Regions from separate parts of the Mus musculus genome. Here region 1 is linked to region 2. The links are chromatin loops, found by intact Hi-C in ENCODE. Cell type or tissue: left cerebral cortex. All regions are shown on one strand.

Region 1 (8,000 bases), 690 kb after region 2:
CCACTAGACCACCATACTTGGGCGGAGACTTTGCCCATACAACTGAGTTAGGATTCCGAAAAGGGAAGGAGCCTGTGGAGACAAACCCACTAAAGCCCCAATCACGTGTGGAACCTTGTGCTCTCACAAACCTTTTTAACAAACTCGAAACAGGGAGATTCCAGTGAATAAAATACAATCAAATCCACTATACAGGTGTGTTAACATCTGCCCGTACAAACCTAATGTGTCCACTTCAGGAGCTCATAAGGAAGGTGTCTGTTGGTAGACCCACTAAGGCCACCATACATAGGTGGAGACTTTTGCCTATACATCATAGACTTCCGGACAAGGGCGGAAGCTGGGAAAAATATCCACTAAGGCCACCGTACATGGGTGGAGACTTTTGAACACACAAGAGTTAGACTTCCAGAAAAGGGCAGAGCCTGTAGACACAGACCCACTAAGGCTAACATACAAGGGAGGAGCATGGTGAGCTCACAAATCCTATTAGCCCCCTCGAAAAGGACAGAGTCCTGTCTATTTGTACCCACAAAAGAGACCATGTAAGGGTGGGGAACTATGACTGTACAGACAATATTAGTGCACATTGATTGCTGCTGGGCAAGGCCTATGTAGATAGATCGACTAGGCCACAATACCTGGGCAGAGACTTTGCCCATACAACAGAGTTAGGCTTCAGGAAAGGGACGGAGCCTGTGGAGACAGACCCACTAAAGCCCATCAGTTGTGAAACCTTGTGCTCTCACACAACTTTCTAGCACACTCGAAATGGGGAGATTACAGTGAATGAAATCCAACCAAATCCACTATACAGGGGTGTTAACATCTGCCCTTACAAACCTAATATGTCCACTTCAGGAGCTCTTAAGGAAGGTGCCTGTTGGTAGACCCACTAAGGCCACTGTACATGGGCGGAGACTTTTGCCTATACATCATACTTAGACTCCCGGACTGTTCATATGTACTAATGTTATTACTAATATTATGTTGAAGTACTTTATTTCTTTAAAATAATACTGTTGTTTTAAAATAATACTTTACTTTAAATATTAGTATATTAAAAATAATATATTTCCGTGTTTACTCTCCTTTAGACAACTGTCCAAGCAAGATCAAACCTTAGTGACTCAACAAGATCAGGATTAGGTGAGTCAAAGCACATTAATTTTATATCTTGAAGTTTTAATTTTAATTTTATTTTAATATTTAAGTTATTAATATTTAATATTTAAAGTAAATAATATTTTATTTGTTCTTTATCCTTTTCATATATTTATATAATGTATATTTATCTTTCATACTTCCACACACCTCATCCAAGCAACACATCTCCCTCTATGCTTCATGGCTTTTAAATTTTATTATTATTTATTATTATTATTACCTCAATGAATCCAATTGGTGCTATTTCTGAATAGGGTGTGTCAATTCCGGGAGGCATGAGTAATGTAATATACCAGGGCTATAATGTAATATAAAAAAATGGACTTCAGGGAGCTGGTAGCACATGCATTTAACCTAGCGCTCAAGAGGCAGAAGCAAGCATATGTCTGCGTTTTAGATAACCCTAGTCTACAGAGTGAGTTCCAGGGCAGCAAGGGCTACTCAGAGAAATCCTGTCTCAAAAACCAAAAAGAATATTTTTTAAAGGCAGAAGAGGAAAGGAGGGAGGGAGGGAGGGAAGGAAAGGAGGAAAGGAGGAAAGGAGGAAAGGAGGAGCCTGTTGAGAAATATCCACTCAGGCCACTGAACATGGGTGGAGACTTTTGAACACAGAACAGAGTTAGACTTCCAGAAAAGGGCGGAGCCTGTAGACAGACCCACTAAAGCGACCATACAGGGGAGGAGCCTGGTGCGCTCACAAATCCTATTAGCCCCCTCGAAAAGGACAGAGTTCTGTCTATTTGTACCCACCACAGCGACCATGTAAGGGTGGAGAACTATGTCTGTACAGACAATAATAGTGCACATTGATTGCTGGTGGGCAAGGCATATGTAGATAGATCGACTAGGCCACCATACCTGGGCAGAGACTTTGCCCATACAACAGAGTTAGGATTCAGGAAAGGGACGGAGACTGTGGAGACAGACCCACTAAAGCCCATCAGGTGTGAAACATGTGCTCTCACACACCTTTCTAGCACACACAAAATGGGGAGATTCCAGTGAATAAAATCCAACCAAATCCACTATACAGGGGTGTATTGTCTGTACAGGCATAGTTCCCCACCCTTACATGGTCGCTGTGGTGGGTACAAATAGACAGGACTCTGTCCTTTTCGAGGGGGCTAATAGGATTTGTGAGCGCACCAGGCTCCTCCCCTGTATGGTAGCCTTAGTGGGTCTGTCTCTACAGGCTCCGCCCTTTTCTGGAAGTACAGGCATAGTTCCCCACCCTTACATGGTTGCTGTGGTGGGTACAAATAGACAGGACCCTTACAAACCTAATATGTCCACTTCAGGAGCTCTTAAGGAAGGTGCCTTTTGGTAGACCCACTAAGGCCACCATACATTGGCGGAGACTTTTGCCTATACATCATAGTTAGACTTCCGGACAAGGGCGGATCCTGTTGAGACACATCCACTAAGGCCACCGAACATTGGTGGAGACTTTTGAACACACAACAGAGTAAGACTTCTGGAAAAGGGCAGAGCCTGTAGCGACAGACCCACTAAGGCAGGGGAGGAGCCTGGTGTGCTCACAAATCCTATTAGCCGCCTGGAAAAGGACAGAGTCCTGTCTATTTGTACCCACCACAGCGACCATGTAAGGGTTGGGAACTATGCCTGTACAGACAATATTAGTGCACATTGATTGCTATTGTGCAAGGCTTATGTAGATAGATCAACTAGGCCACCATACCTTGGCCGAGACTTGCCCATACAACAGAGTTAGGCTTCCGGAAAGGGACGGAGACTGTGGAGAAAGACCCACTAAAGCCCATCAGGTGTGAAACCTTGTGCTCTCACACACCTTTCTAGAACACTCGAAATGGGGAGATTCCAGTGAATAAAATCCAACTAAATCCACTAAACAGGGGTGTATTTTCTGTACAGGCATAGTTCACCACACTTACATGGTCGCTATGGTGGGTACAAATAGACAGGACCCTTACAAATCTAATATGTCTATTTCAGGAGCTCTTAAGGAAGGTGCCTGTTGGTAGACCCACTAAGGCCACCGTACATGGGCGGAGACTTTTGCCTATACATCATAGTTAGACTTAGAGACAAGGTCGGAGCCAGTAGAGACAGACCCACTAAGGCTACCATACAGGGGAGGAGCCTGGTGTGCTCACAAATCCTATTAGCCCCCTCGAAAAGGACAGAGTTCTGTCTAATTGTACCCACCACAGCGAAAATGTAAGGGTGGGGAACTATGCCTGTACAAAGAATCTTAGTCCACATTGATCGCTATTGGGCAAGGCCTATGTAGATAGAACCACTAGACTACCATACTTGGGCGGAGACTTTGCCCATACAACAGAGTTAGGCTTCCGGAAAGGGACGGAGACTGTGGAAACAGACCCACTAAAGCCCATCAGGTGTGAAACCCTGTGCTCTCACACACCTTTATAGCACACTCGAAATGGGGAGATTCCAGTGAATAAAATCCAACCAAATCCACTATACAGGGGTGTTAACATCTGCCATTACAAACCTTATATGTCTACATCAGTAGATCGTAAGGAAAGTGCCTGTTGGTAGACCCACTAAGGCCACCATACATGGGCGGAGACTTTTGCCTATCATAGTTAGACTTCCGGACAAGGGCGGAGCCTGTAGAGACATATCCACTAAGGCCACCGTTGATGGGTGGAGACTTTTGAACACACAACAGAGTTAGACTTCCGGAAAAGGGCAGAGCCTGTAGAGACAGACCCACTAAGGCTACCAGACAGGGGAGGAGCCTGTTGTGCTCACAAATCCTATTAGCTCCCTCGAAAAGGACAGAGTTCTGTCTATTTGTACCCAGCACAGCGACCATTTCAGGGAGGGGAACTATGCCTGTACAAAGAATCTTAGTCCACATTGATCTCTAGTGGGCAAGATCTATGTAGATAGAACCACTAGACTACCGTACTTGGGCAGAGACTTTGCCCATACAACAGAGTTAGGCTTCCAGAAAGGGACGGAGCCTGTGGAGACAGACCCACTAAAGCCCGTCAGGTGTGAAACCTTGTGCTCTCACACACCTTTCTAGCACACTCGAAATGTAGAGATTCCAGTGATAAAATCCAACCAAATCCAATATAAAGGGGTGTTACCATCTGCCCTTACAAACCTAATATGTCCACTTCAGGAGCTCATACGGAAGGAGCCTGTTGGTAGACCCACTAAGGCCACCATACATGGGCGGAGACTTTTGCCTATACATCATAGTTAGACTTCCGGACAAGGGCTGAACCTGTTGAGACATATCCATTAAGTTCACCATACATGGGTGGAGACTTTTGAACACACAACAGAGTTAGACTTCCTGAAAAGGGCGGAGCCTGTACAGACAGACCCACTAAGGCTACCCTACAGGGGAGGAGCCTGGTGCAATAACAAATCCTATTAGCCCCCTCGAAAAGGACCGAGTCCTGTCTATTTGTACCCACCACATCGATCATGTAAGGGTGGGGAACTATGCCTGTACAGACAATATTAGTGCCCATTGATTGCTGGTGGGCAAGGCCTATGTAGATAGATCTACTAGGCCACCATACCTGGGCGGAGACTTTGCCCATACAACAGATTTAGGCTTCCGGAAAGGAAGGGAGACTGTGGAGCCAGACCCACTAAAGCCCGTCAGGTGTGAAACCCTGTGCTCTCACACACCTTTCTAGCACACTCGAAATGGGGAGATTCCAGTGAATAAAATCCAACCAAATCCACTATACAGAGGTGTTAACATCTGCCATTACAAACCTAATATGTCTACTTCAGGAGATCTTAAGGAAAGTGCCTGTTGGTAGACCCACTAAGGCCACCATACATGGGCAGAGACTTTTGCCTACCATAGTTAGACTTCCGGACAAGGGCGGAGCCTGTTGAGACATATCCACTAAGGCCACCGTACATGGGTGGAGACTTTTGAACACAACAGAGTTAGACTTCCTGAAAAGGGCGGAGCCTGTTGAGACAGACCCACTAAGGCTACGCTACAGGGGAGGAGCCTGGTGCACTAACAAATCCTATTAGCCCACTCGAAAAGGACAGAGTCCTTTCTATTTGTACCCACCACAGCGACCATGTAAGGGTGGGGATCTATGCCTGTACAGACAATATTAGTGCACATTGATTGCTGGTGGGCAAGGCCTATGTAGATAGATCGAATAGGCCACCATACCTGGGCGGAGACTTTGCCCATACGACAGAGTTAGTATTCAGGAAAGGGACGGAGCCTGTGGAGACAGACCCAGTAAGGCCCATCAGGTGTGAAACCTTGTGTTCTCACACACTTTTCTAGCACACTTGAAATGGGGAGATTCCAGTGAATAAAATCCAACCAAATCCACTATACAGGGGTGTTACCATCTGCCCTTACAAACCTAATATGTCCACTTAAGGAGCTCTTAAGGAAGGTGCCTGTTGGTCGACCCACTAAGGCCACCGTACAAGGGCGGAGACTTTTCCCTATACATCATAGTTAGACTTCCGGACAGGGGGGATCCTGTTGAGACACATCCACTAAGGGTACCGAACATTGGTGGAGACTTTTGAACACACAACAAAGTAAGACTTCTGGAAAAGGGCAGAGCCTGTAGAGACAGACCCACTAAGCCTACCATACAGGGGAGGAGCCTGGTGCGCTCACAAATCCTATTAGCCATCTGGAAAAGGACAGAGTCCTGTCTATTTGTACCCACCACAGTGACCATGTAAGGGTGGGGAACTATGCCTGTACAGACAATATTATTGCACATTGATTGCTCTTGTGCAAGGCCTATGTAGATAGATCAACTAGGCCACCATACCTGGGCGGAGACTTGCCCATACAACAGAGTTAGGCTTCAGGAAAGGGACGGAGCCTGTGGAGACAGACCCACTAAAGCCCACCAGGTGTGAAACATTGTGCTCTCACACACCTTTCTAGCACACTCGAAATGGGGAGATTCCAGTGAATAAGATCCAACCAAATCCACTATACAGGGGTGTATTGTCTGTACAGGCATAGTTCACCACACTTACATGGTCGCTATCGTGGGTACAAATAGACAGGACCCTTACAAATCTAATATGTCCACTTCAGGAGCTCTTAAGGAAGGTGCCTGTTGGTAGACCCACTAAGGCCACCGTACATGGGCGGAGACTTTTGAACACAAATCAGAGTTAGACTTCCGGAAAAGGGCAGAGCCTGTAGAGACAGACCCACTAAGGCTACCATACAGGGGAGGAGCCTGGTGCGCTCACAAATCCTATTAGCCCCCTCGAAAAGGACAGAGTTCTGTCTATTTGTACCCAGCACAGCGACCATGTAAGGGAGGGGAACTATGCCTGTCCAAAGAATCTTAGTCCACATTGATCACTAGTGGGCAAGATCTATGTAGATAGAAACACTAGACTACCGTACTTGGGAGGAGACTTTGCCCATACAACAGAGTTAAACTTCCAGAAAGGGACGGAGCCTGTGGAGACAGACCCACTAAAGCCCATCAGGTGTGAAACCCTGTGCTCTCACACACCTTTCTAGCACACTCGAAATGGAGAGATTCCAGTGAATAAAATCCAACCAAATCCACTATACAGGGGTGTTACCATCTGCCCTTACAAACCTAATATGTCCACTTCAGGAGCTCTTAAGGAAGGTGCCTGTTGGTAGACCCACTAAGGCCACCGTACATGGGCAGAGACTTTTACCTATAATAGTTAGACTTTCGGACAAGGGCAGAGCCTATTGAGACATATCCACTAAGGCCACCGTACATGGGTGGAGACTTTTGAACACACAACAGAGTTAGACTTCCGGACAAGGGCTGAGCCTATAGAGAGAGACCCACTAAGACTACCATACAGGGGAGGAGCCTGGTGTGCTCACAAATCCCATTAGCCCCCTCGAAAAGGACAGAGTTCTTTCTATTTGTACCCAGCACAGCGACCATGTAAGGGAGGGGAACTATGCCTGTACAAAGAATCTTAATCCACATTGATCACTAGTGGGCAAGATTATGTAGATAGAGCCACTACACTACCGTCCTTGGGCGGGACTTTGCCCATACAACAGAGTTAGGCTTCCAAAAATCGGACGGAGCCTGTGGAGACAGACCCACTAAAGCCCGTCAGGTGTGAAACCGTGTGCTCTTACACACCTTTCTAGCACACTCGAAATGGAGAGATTCCAGTGAATAAAATCCAACCAAATCCACTATACAGGGGTGTTACCATCTGCCCTTACAAACCTAATATGTCCACTTCAGGAGCTCTTAAGGAAGGTGCCTGTTGGTAGACCCACTAAGGCGTCCGTACATGGGCGGAGACTTTTGCCTATACATCATAGTTAGAATTCTGGACAAAGCAGATCCTGTTGAGACACATCCACTAAGGCCACTGAACATTGGTGGAGACTGTTGAACACACAACAGAGTAAGACTTCTGGAAAAGGGTGGAGCCTGTAGACACAGACCCACTACGGCTACCATACAGGGGAGGAGCCTGGTGCGCTTACAAATCCTATTAGCCACCTGGAAAAGGACAGAGTCCTGTCTATTTGTACCCACCACAGCGACCATGTAACGGTGGGGAACTATGCCTGTACAAAGAATCTTAGTCCACATTGATCGCTACTGGGCAAGGCCTATGTAGATAGAACCACTAGACTACCATACTTGGGCGGAGACTTTGCCCATACAACAGAGTTAGGCTTCCGGAAAGGGACGGAGACTGTGGAGACAGACCTACTAAAGCCCATCAGGTGTGAAACCTTGTGCTCTCACACACCTTTCTAGCACACTCGAAATGGGGTGATTCCAGTGAATAAAATCCAACCAAATCCACTATACAGGGGTGTTAAC
Region 2 (8,000 bases):
TTAAGAGCCTCTGAAGTGGACATGTTAGGTTTGTAAGGGTCCTGTCTATTTGTACCCACCACAGCGACCATGTAAATGTGGTGAACTATGCCTGTACAGACAATACACCCCTGTATAGTGGATTTGGTTGGATTTTATTCACTGGAATCTCCCCATTTCGAGTGTGCTAGAAAGGTGTGTGAGAGCACAAGGTTTCACACCTGATGGGCTTTAGTGGGTCTGTCTCCACAGGCTCCGTCCCTTTCCGGAAGCCTAACTCTGTTTCATGGGTAAAGTCTCTGCCCAAGTATGGTGGTCTAGTGGTTCTATCTATATAGGCCTTGCCCACTAGCGATCAATGTGGACTAAGATTGTTTGTACAGGCATAGTTCCCCACCCTTACATGGTCGGTGTGGAGGGTACAAATAGACAGGACTCTAACCTTTTTGAGGGGGCTAATAGGACTTGTGAGAGCTCCAGGCTCTTCCCTTGTATGGTAGCCTTAGTGGATCTGTCTCTACAGGCTCTGCCCTTTTCAGGTAGTCTAACTCTGTTGTGTGTTCAAAAGTCTCCACCTATGTACGGTGGCCTCAGTGGATATGTCTCAACAGTCTCCACCCTTGTCCGGAAGTCTAACAATGATTTATAGTCAAAAGTCTCTGCCCATGTACGGTGGCCTTAGTGGGTCTATCCACAAAGGCCTTGTGCACCAGCACTTGAAGTAGCCTAACCTTTCTAATATTATCTGTACAGACATAGTTCCCCTACTCTTACATGGTTGTGATAGTGGTGCTATTTTCATAGGATTATGTCCCTTTTTTCAGGGCTAATAGTTTTTGTGAGTGCTCAAGGCTCCATGTTGGATGTACACCTAAGTGTGTCTGTCCCTATTGGCTCCATCACTGTCCAAAAGACTAACTATATTGTATTGGCAACATTTCTCTGACCATGCCTTAGTGGGTCTACAACACCTTGCCTACAAGCTCCTCAAGTGGCGGTCAGTGGGACTTTAGTGGGACTGTCTCTACAGGCCCTGTGTATTTCTGGAAGCCTAATTATGGTGTATATGTCTCTGTGTATGGTGACCTTAGTGTGTCTGTCTCTACAGGTTCTGCCCTTGTCCGGAAGCTGAACTCTATTGTATGGGCAAATTCTCCACCCAAGTACGGTGGCCTTAGTGGGTCTATATGTATAGGGCTTGCCCACCAGCTCCTGAAGTGGCCTAATCTTGTCTGTATAGGCATAGTTCCCCACCCTTACATGGTGCCTTTTCTGCGTCTATATTTACAGGACTCTGCCCCTTTCAAGTGGGCTAATATGGTTTGTGGGAATACAAGTCTCCACCCATGGGTGGTGTCCTTAGTGAATCTCTCTTTATTAACCCTGTCACAGTAGGTAAGTCTAGGTTTTATGGGTAAAATCTCCCCCCTCAGATGGTGGCCTTAATGGATCTATCCACAGAGACCTTACCCATAAGCGCCTAAAGTAGCCTAATATGGTTTGTATACGCATAGGTCTCCAAGTCTGCATGGTGTCATTGGTAGGTCTATAATTCACAGGACTCTTGGCCCCTTTAAGGTGGCCTTTGTGGGTCTGTCTTTAGAGGTCCTTCCCCTCTCCAGATGCTTAACTGGGTTGTATGGGCAAAAGTTACTGCCTTGCATGCTGCCCTTAATAGGTCTTTCTGCACAGGCTTCCTCTACCCCCACGTCTACTGCCTATTCATTGAATACATATATAGGTCTCTGCCCTTTTTTGGGTGCCTTGGTGGGTCTCTGCACAAGACTCTGTTCCTTTTGAAAGGGCTAATTGGGTTTTTCAAAGCATAAGTTACTGCCCCTGTTTGGTGGCCTTAGTTTGGTTTCTATAAACCCTGCCCTTGTGTGGAAGCCTAACTGGGTTGTATGGGCACAAGTTTCTGCCCCATGTATGGTGGCATTAATGGGTTTGTCTGCACAGAACTTTGCCCCTTTTTAAGGGCTAACTGGTTTTGTTAGAGCATAAGCTTCTACCCCTATACGGTGTCCTTGGTGGGTCCATCTGCACAGACCCCCCCATCATTTTATAGTGACCCAATAGTTTGTGTGCATTTGCTTAAGTCTCTGCTTCTGTATGGTGACCTTGTTACGTCTATATGTACAGGACTCTGTCCCTTTTGAGAGGGATAATTGGGTTTGTCAGAGTACAAGTCTCTGCCCCTGTATGGTGGCCTTAGTGGGTACATCTGCCCTGCTCCTTTCTAGCAGGCTATTTGTTTTTGTTAGGGCACAAGTCTCCTCAACCCCCTCTCACCCCGTTTCATGGCCTTAGTGATCTGTCTCTAAGATGTCTGCACCTGTATGTTGCTCTCAGTTATCCTGTCTCTACAGTCCTCCTCCCCTTTCTATCAGACTAATTGGGTTTGTCAGGGCACAAGCCTCTGTTCCTGTGTGGTGGTGTATGTGGGTCCATCTGCAGTGTTCTCTCCACTGTCTGTGTGGAGCTCTATGTGGGTTTGTACGGGCACACATCTCTTTCCCTGCATAGTGGCTTTTGTAGGTCTGTTTCTACTGGCCTCTATCTCTATATGGTAGCCTTGATATTCACATAGGCCTCTTCCTCTTTCTAGCAGGATAATTGCACTTGTGAGTACACAGATCTATATCCCTGTATGGTGGCCTTATTGGTCTAAAGGTTGTCACACTTGTATGGAAGCCTAAGTCTATGTGCACAGGCTTTGGCCACTGTATGGGGACCTTATTGGGTCTGTCTGCATATGCCTCCACTTGTGTGTAGCAGTCTCAAATGGATCTCTCTCTACAGACCTCTGTCTGTGTCTGGCACCCTAAGTGGCTTTGCATGGGCACAGGTTTCTGCCCCTGCATGGAGCTTAAATAGATCTTTCTCCACAGGCCTATACCCCTGCATTGTAAGTTTAAGTGGCTTTATGTGGATACAGGTCTCTGCCCTTGTATGCAGGCCTAAGTTTTTCTGTCTGCTTAACCCCTCCAAGTGAAGCTAGTGAAAGATCTAACCCACTTTTGGAAGTCTGAAACTAGACTTTTATGCAGTGGCCTAACAAGTTTTAATTTCTTCCACAGGGTTTGCAGAAAAGAGCTTGATCCACGAGTTCAGAAGTCCTGGTATGTTCCTAGAAAGATGTTCTCCTGGAAAGCTTCAAAAGCCAGGTCTCCATTAAGTCCAAGGTATTCTCTACCTGGTAGTACAGAGGTACTTACAGGTTGTCATTCTTATCCTTCCAGATTCCTGTCTGCCAGCTCTTTTACTTCAGCCCTGAGCACAGTCAACATGCCTAGGGGTCAAAAGAGTAAGACCCGCTCCCGTGCAAAACGACAGCAGTCACGCAGGGAGGTTCCAGTAGTTCAGCCCACTGCAGAGGAAGCAGGGTCTTCTCCTGTTGACCAGAGTGCTGGGTCCAGCTTCCCTGGTGGTTCTGCTCCTCAGGGTGTGAAAACCCCTGGATCTTTTGGTGCAGGTGTATCCTGCACAGGCTCTGGTATAGGTGGTAGAAATGCTGCTGTCCTGCCTGATACAAAAAGTTCAGATGGCACCCAGGCAGGGACTTCCATTCAGCACACACTGAAAGATCCTATCATGAGGAAGGCTAGTGTGCTGATAGAATTCCTGCTAGATAAATTTAAGATGAAAGAAGCAGTTACAAGGAGTGAAATGCTGGCAGTAGTTAACAAGAAGTATAAGGAGCAATTCCCTGAGATCCTCAGGAGAACTTCTGCACGCCTAGAATTAGTCTTTGGTCTTGAGTTGAAGGAAATTGATCCCAGCACTCATTCCTATTTGCTGGTAGGCAAACTGGGTCTTTCCACTGAGGGAAGTTTGAGTAGTAACTGGGGGTTGCCTAGGACAGGTCTCCTAATGTCTGTCCTAGGTGTGATCTTCATGAAGGGTAACCGTGCCACTGAGCAAGAGGTCTGGCAATTTCTGCATGGAGTGGGGGTATATGCTGGGAAGAAGCACTTGATCTTTGGCGAGCCTGAGGAGTTTATAAGAGATGTAGTGCGGGAAAATTACCTGGAGTACCGCCAGGTACCTGGCAGTGATCCCCCAAGCTATGAGTTCCTGTGGGGACCCAGAGCCCATGCTGAAACAACCAAGATGAAAGTCCTGGAAGTTTTAGCTAAAGTCAATGGCACAGTCCCTAGTGCCTTCCCTAATCTCTACCAGTTGGCTCTTAGAGATCAGGCAGGAGGGGTGCCAAGAAGGAGAGTTCAAGGCAAGGGTGTTCATTCCAAGGCCCCATCCCAAAAGTCCTCTAACATGTAGTTGAGTCTGTTCTGTTGTGTTTGAAAAACAGTCAGGCTCCTAATCAGTAGAGAGTTCATAGCCTACCAGAACCAACATGCATCCATTCTTGGCCTGTTATACATTAGTAGAATGGAGGCTATTTTTGTTACTTTTCAAATGTTTGTTTAACTAAACAGTGCTTTTTGCCATGCTTCTTGTTAACTGCATAAAGAGGTAACTGTCACTTGTCAGATTAGGACTTGTTTTGTTATTTGCAACAAACTGGAAAACATTATTTTGTTTTTACTAAAACATTGTGTAACATTGCATTGGAGAAGGGATTGTCATGGCAATGTGATATCATACAGTGGTGAAACAACAGTGAAGTGGGAAAGTTTATATTGTTAATTTTGAAAATTTTATGAGTGTGATTGCTGTATACTTTTTTCTTTTTTGTATAATGCTAAGTGAAATAAAGTTGGATTTGATGACTTTACTCAAATTCATTAGAAAGTAAATCGTAAAACTCTATTACTTTATTATTTTCTTCAATTATGAATTAAGCATTGGTTATCTGGAAGTTTCTCCAGTAGCACAGGATCTAGTATGAAATGTATCTAGTATAGGCACTGACAGTGAGTTATCAGAGTCTAGCAGCAACAACATATAAGAAAGAGGGTAACATACCGTGTAAGCTATAAATGGCATAGAGACAATAGAGAAATAGGACAAAAGCCAAGTATAAATCATGATGGACTATATTAGAATAGGCAATTCAGATGGTATACATGAACCAAAATGCTGCTCACCAAATATTGCTATGATGTACCAATTATGCAATATTTAGACTGCATATGGGTTTGTTCTCTGTTAGTAGACAAATTAAAATTTATGTTTTGAGTCAAGGGTTAGCAGTCAGATTACATGATATCTATCCAAATTATTCTTTTTAGCGTTTTTACCTCTCAAACATTGTGCTCTCCTTTATAGTTTTGCAAACTATAAGGCAAACTATTTGGCAGCTGCAATTTTATCAGTGGGAAGAAATTTGAGTGAGGTTGTGTGGTGGCCTGAATGAGCCTGCAGGAATGGTAAGGACCAGACTCATGATTCATTAGAGGACAGAGACTAGGCTTGAATAAAGAAACAACTTAAATATTATTTTGGAATTCGAGAGTGTTACAAAGAAATGTCTTCCACCTAGGGCAAGAATGGACAGTCAATTTTTTTGCCACAGAGAAGATGAATATATTATACCAACTGTACATATGATGTTGAAATTTTTTTTGAAAAAATACAAGTGATACTTGAGAAGACGTACTAAGATGCCACTAAGTGCTTATTCTTAGTATACACAGATATAGCCAGAGTCTTTTCCATTAATAGGGAATTTTATTAAGTCACAATATTCAGTCTAAATAATTTTAGTAGGGCTGAAGTGATGGCTAAGAGCAATGGCTGCTGTTCACTTTCCAGTACCCATGTGGTGGCTCACAACCATCTGTAACTCTAGTTCTAGAGGGTCCAATGCCTTCTGGCCTCCATGAATACTGTGTGCACAGGATGCACAGATATACATGCAGGCAAAACACTGATTAAAAAATAAAAATAGGGGCTGGTGAGATGGCTCAGTGGGTAAGAGCACCCGACTGCTCTTCCGAAGGTCCAGAGTTCAAATCCCAGCAACCACATGGTGGCTCACAACCATCCGTAACGAGATCTGACTCCCTCTTCTGGAGTGTCTGAAGACAGCTACAATGTACTTACATATAATAAATAAATAAAAAAAAATAAAAATAATCTTAATGATAACTACCATGCCTTTAAAGACACAGTCTCTGCCTTATAATGTGCCATGTGAACTTTATCAGATTTAAAATGCAGTCTAAGAACTAGAAGTTTCTGAAGTCAACAAGAATAGTACAAAGAACAGCTAGAGTAGTCACTTAATGAATTCCTCAGAAGTAAACAGCACTGCACTCCTCCAAGCCAGAGGCAGGCCTTGTGTCACTGAATCATTTTTACTCATTACTTTAAAAATTCTGGCAGTAAATGTATGACTTTCAACCGAATATACTGCTTTTGCAATGCAGAGTTAAAAGAAAGACCAAAGAAAATTAAAATATATAACTGAGGAACTGATGCAGGAGGACTGGGAGTTTGAGGACAGCATTCAAGACCTCCTGGAATGCATAGCAAGACCCATCACAAAGGATTACTTGACAGTATTTGCCTAAAACTCAAACAATTAGAGGTTCACAAACCATAGCTTTAAGCTTTCCTATAGAACGTTAGTATCTTTACATAGAAATTACATAAAAGGCCGGGCCTGTATGGAAGAGTTACATATAGATCTCCAGTCTTTGTATGTAACAGCAGAACAACTGTCCTGAGCTCTCGATTTACTATTTCAGTTTGGCTATGATTATTGTTACTGGCGCATATCTATCTCCTATAGGGTCTGCAGAGGGGTTAATAACAAGGGTTTGGAGTGAAGTAGCTATTACTTAGAAGTCTTCCAAAAGAGAAATGCTGCTCAACAAAAGGAATTGCAGAGATCCCAGCCTGGGATCTGCCCTCAGACCTAGAAGGCTGAGGTGTATTTTTAAGACTGATATTTCATCTCTCAATGTCCACTGTCCCCGGTACAAGAGAGCTATGCTTTGCACAGGTGCCCTTAGAGTAAGAGTCTTTCTACATGTGACATATTTCCCTTAAGTATTGTGTGATCTTACTCGTATATCTAATGTAAACCCCTTGGAATCTAAGTTAAATGAATGATGAGATTAGAGGCTCATGAGGGGAAGGGAATGGAAGAGTTGGGGAAAAGTTGCTCACTGCGTAGTAAGCTACAGCTGAAAGTAAAAACCTCATACTCTTGCACCATTTGATGACTACTAATGACAATGATATTCTGTAATTTCAAAATGCTAGGATAAAAAAATTAGTATTTTTACTACAAAGAAATGTTTTAGGAAACATTTTTAGTCAAACTTTAACAGTACACAATAAATACATGTAGTAAAATATCACATGGTACGTTTTAAATATGTACAATCTATTGTTAGTTAAGTATAAAGAGGAAAATCTTGGCCTCCAAATATTTAAGATTAGGGCCTGGAGAGAGGACTGAAAGTAAACATGGGAAAGAACCATTAGAAGCTTGAATTTGCTGTCTCTTCTGGCCAGGTACAAATAGCTGTAGTCCATTTGATATTGGTTGACTTCTCTGGAGTCTCATGGAAAAAGAAAACTTGGTCTGAGACTTTGAGATAAGACAGTGGGGAGTATCCACTATCTTTCCAGGAACAAATGCAGCATGATGAGTGATAGACCAAGGGTCAGCAATCCCAGAAACTAAGGTGGTATACAACCTGACTGCCATGTGCACTGGAACAAATTGTGTGAGGCTGCCAGTCAGGCATTTACTAGAAAGGGTAATAGTAATACAAAGGCCTTGGCAGGAGATGGGGGCAGTTAAAAAGTAGTGCACAAGTCCTAACAAGTAGGCCTAAATCAACACTCCAGTATAGATGACAGCAAGACTCATAAGATCTCACCCCTAGCTGAGGATATATTGGTAACTGATGGCTCCTGAGGAAGAGAGGCTGAGTTTTCTTCATGGTTGTATCCCCTGGTAGGTTTCCCATGCTCCACCCGATGACTCTATTGAATGAAAAAGAAATAAAAAGTAGGAGATATCACTGTTTCTAGGTCTGATGGAGGAAAAGGGTTAATATAGATAGATATATTGGAGAGTAGAAGCAGAAGCTAAGACA

What was found. Peaks named below come from ENCODE experiments on the same cell type or tissue, not always from the same donor. Only the 100,000 strongest peaks of a DNase experiment are listed, where the experiment ranks them.
Region 1: a loop joins it to region 2, with 25 times the contacts of the local background. A loop is called at or near these places in 6 of 42 quality-filtered maps.

What each region holds. Positions count from the first base shown.
Region 1 is chrX:91,320,940-91,328,939 of GRCm38, reverse strand. No RefSeq gene overlaps it. Among named protein-coding and RNA genes, the nearest start is that of Mageb2, 7.0 kb to the left of the region's middle. In left cerebral cortex, no CTCF peak of the experiment used is centred here; no DNase peak of the experiment used is centred here.
Region 2 is chrX:92,011,451-92,019,450 of GRCm38, reverse strand. It overlaps Mageb1 (melanoma antigen, family B, 1), which reads left to right and starts at 3,118. Exons shown (of 1, transcript NM_010759.1): 1 at 3,118-4,260. The coding sequence starts at 3,118. The coding sequence ends at 4,260. In left cerebral cortex, no CTCF peak of the experiment used is centred here; no DNase peak of the experiment used is centred here.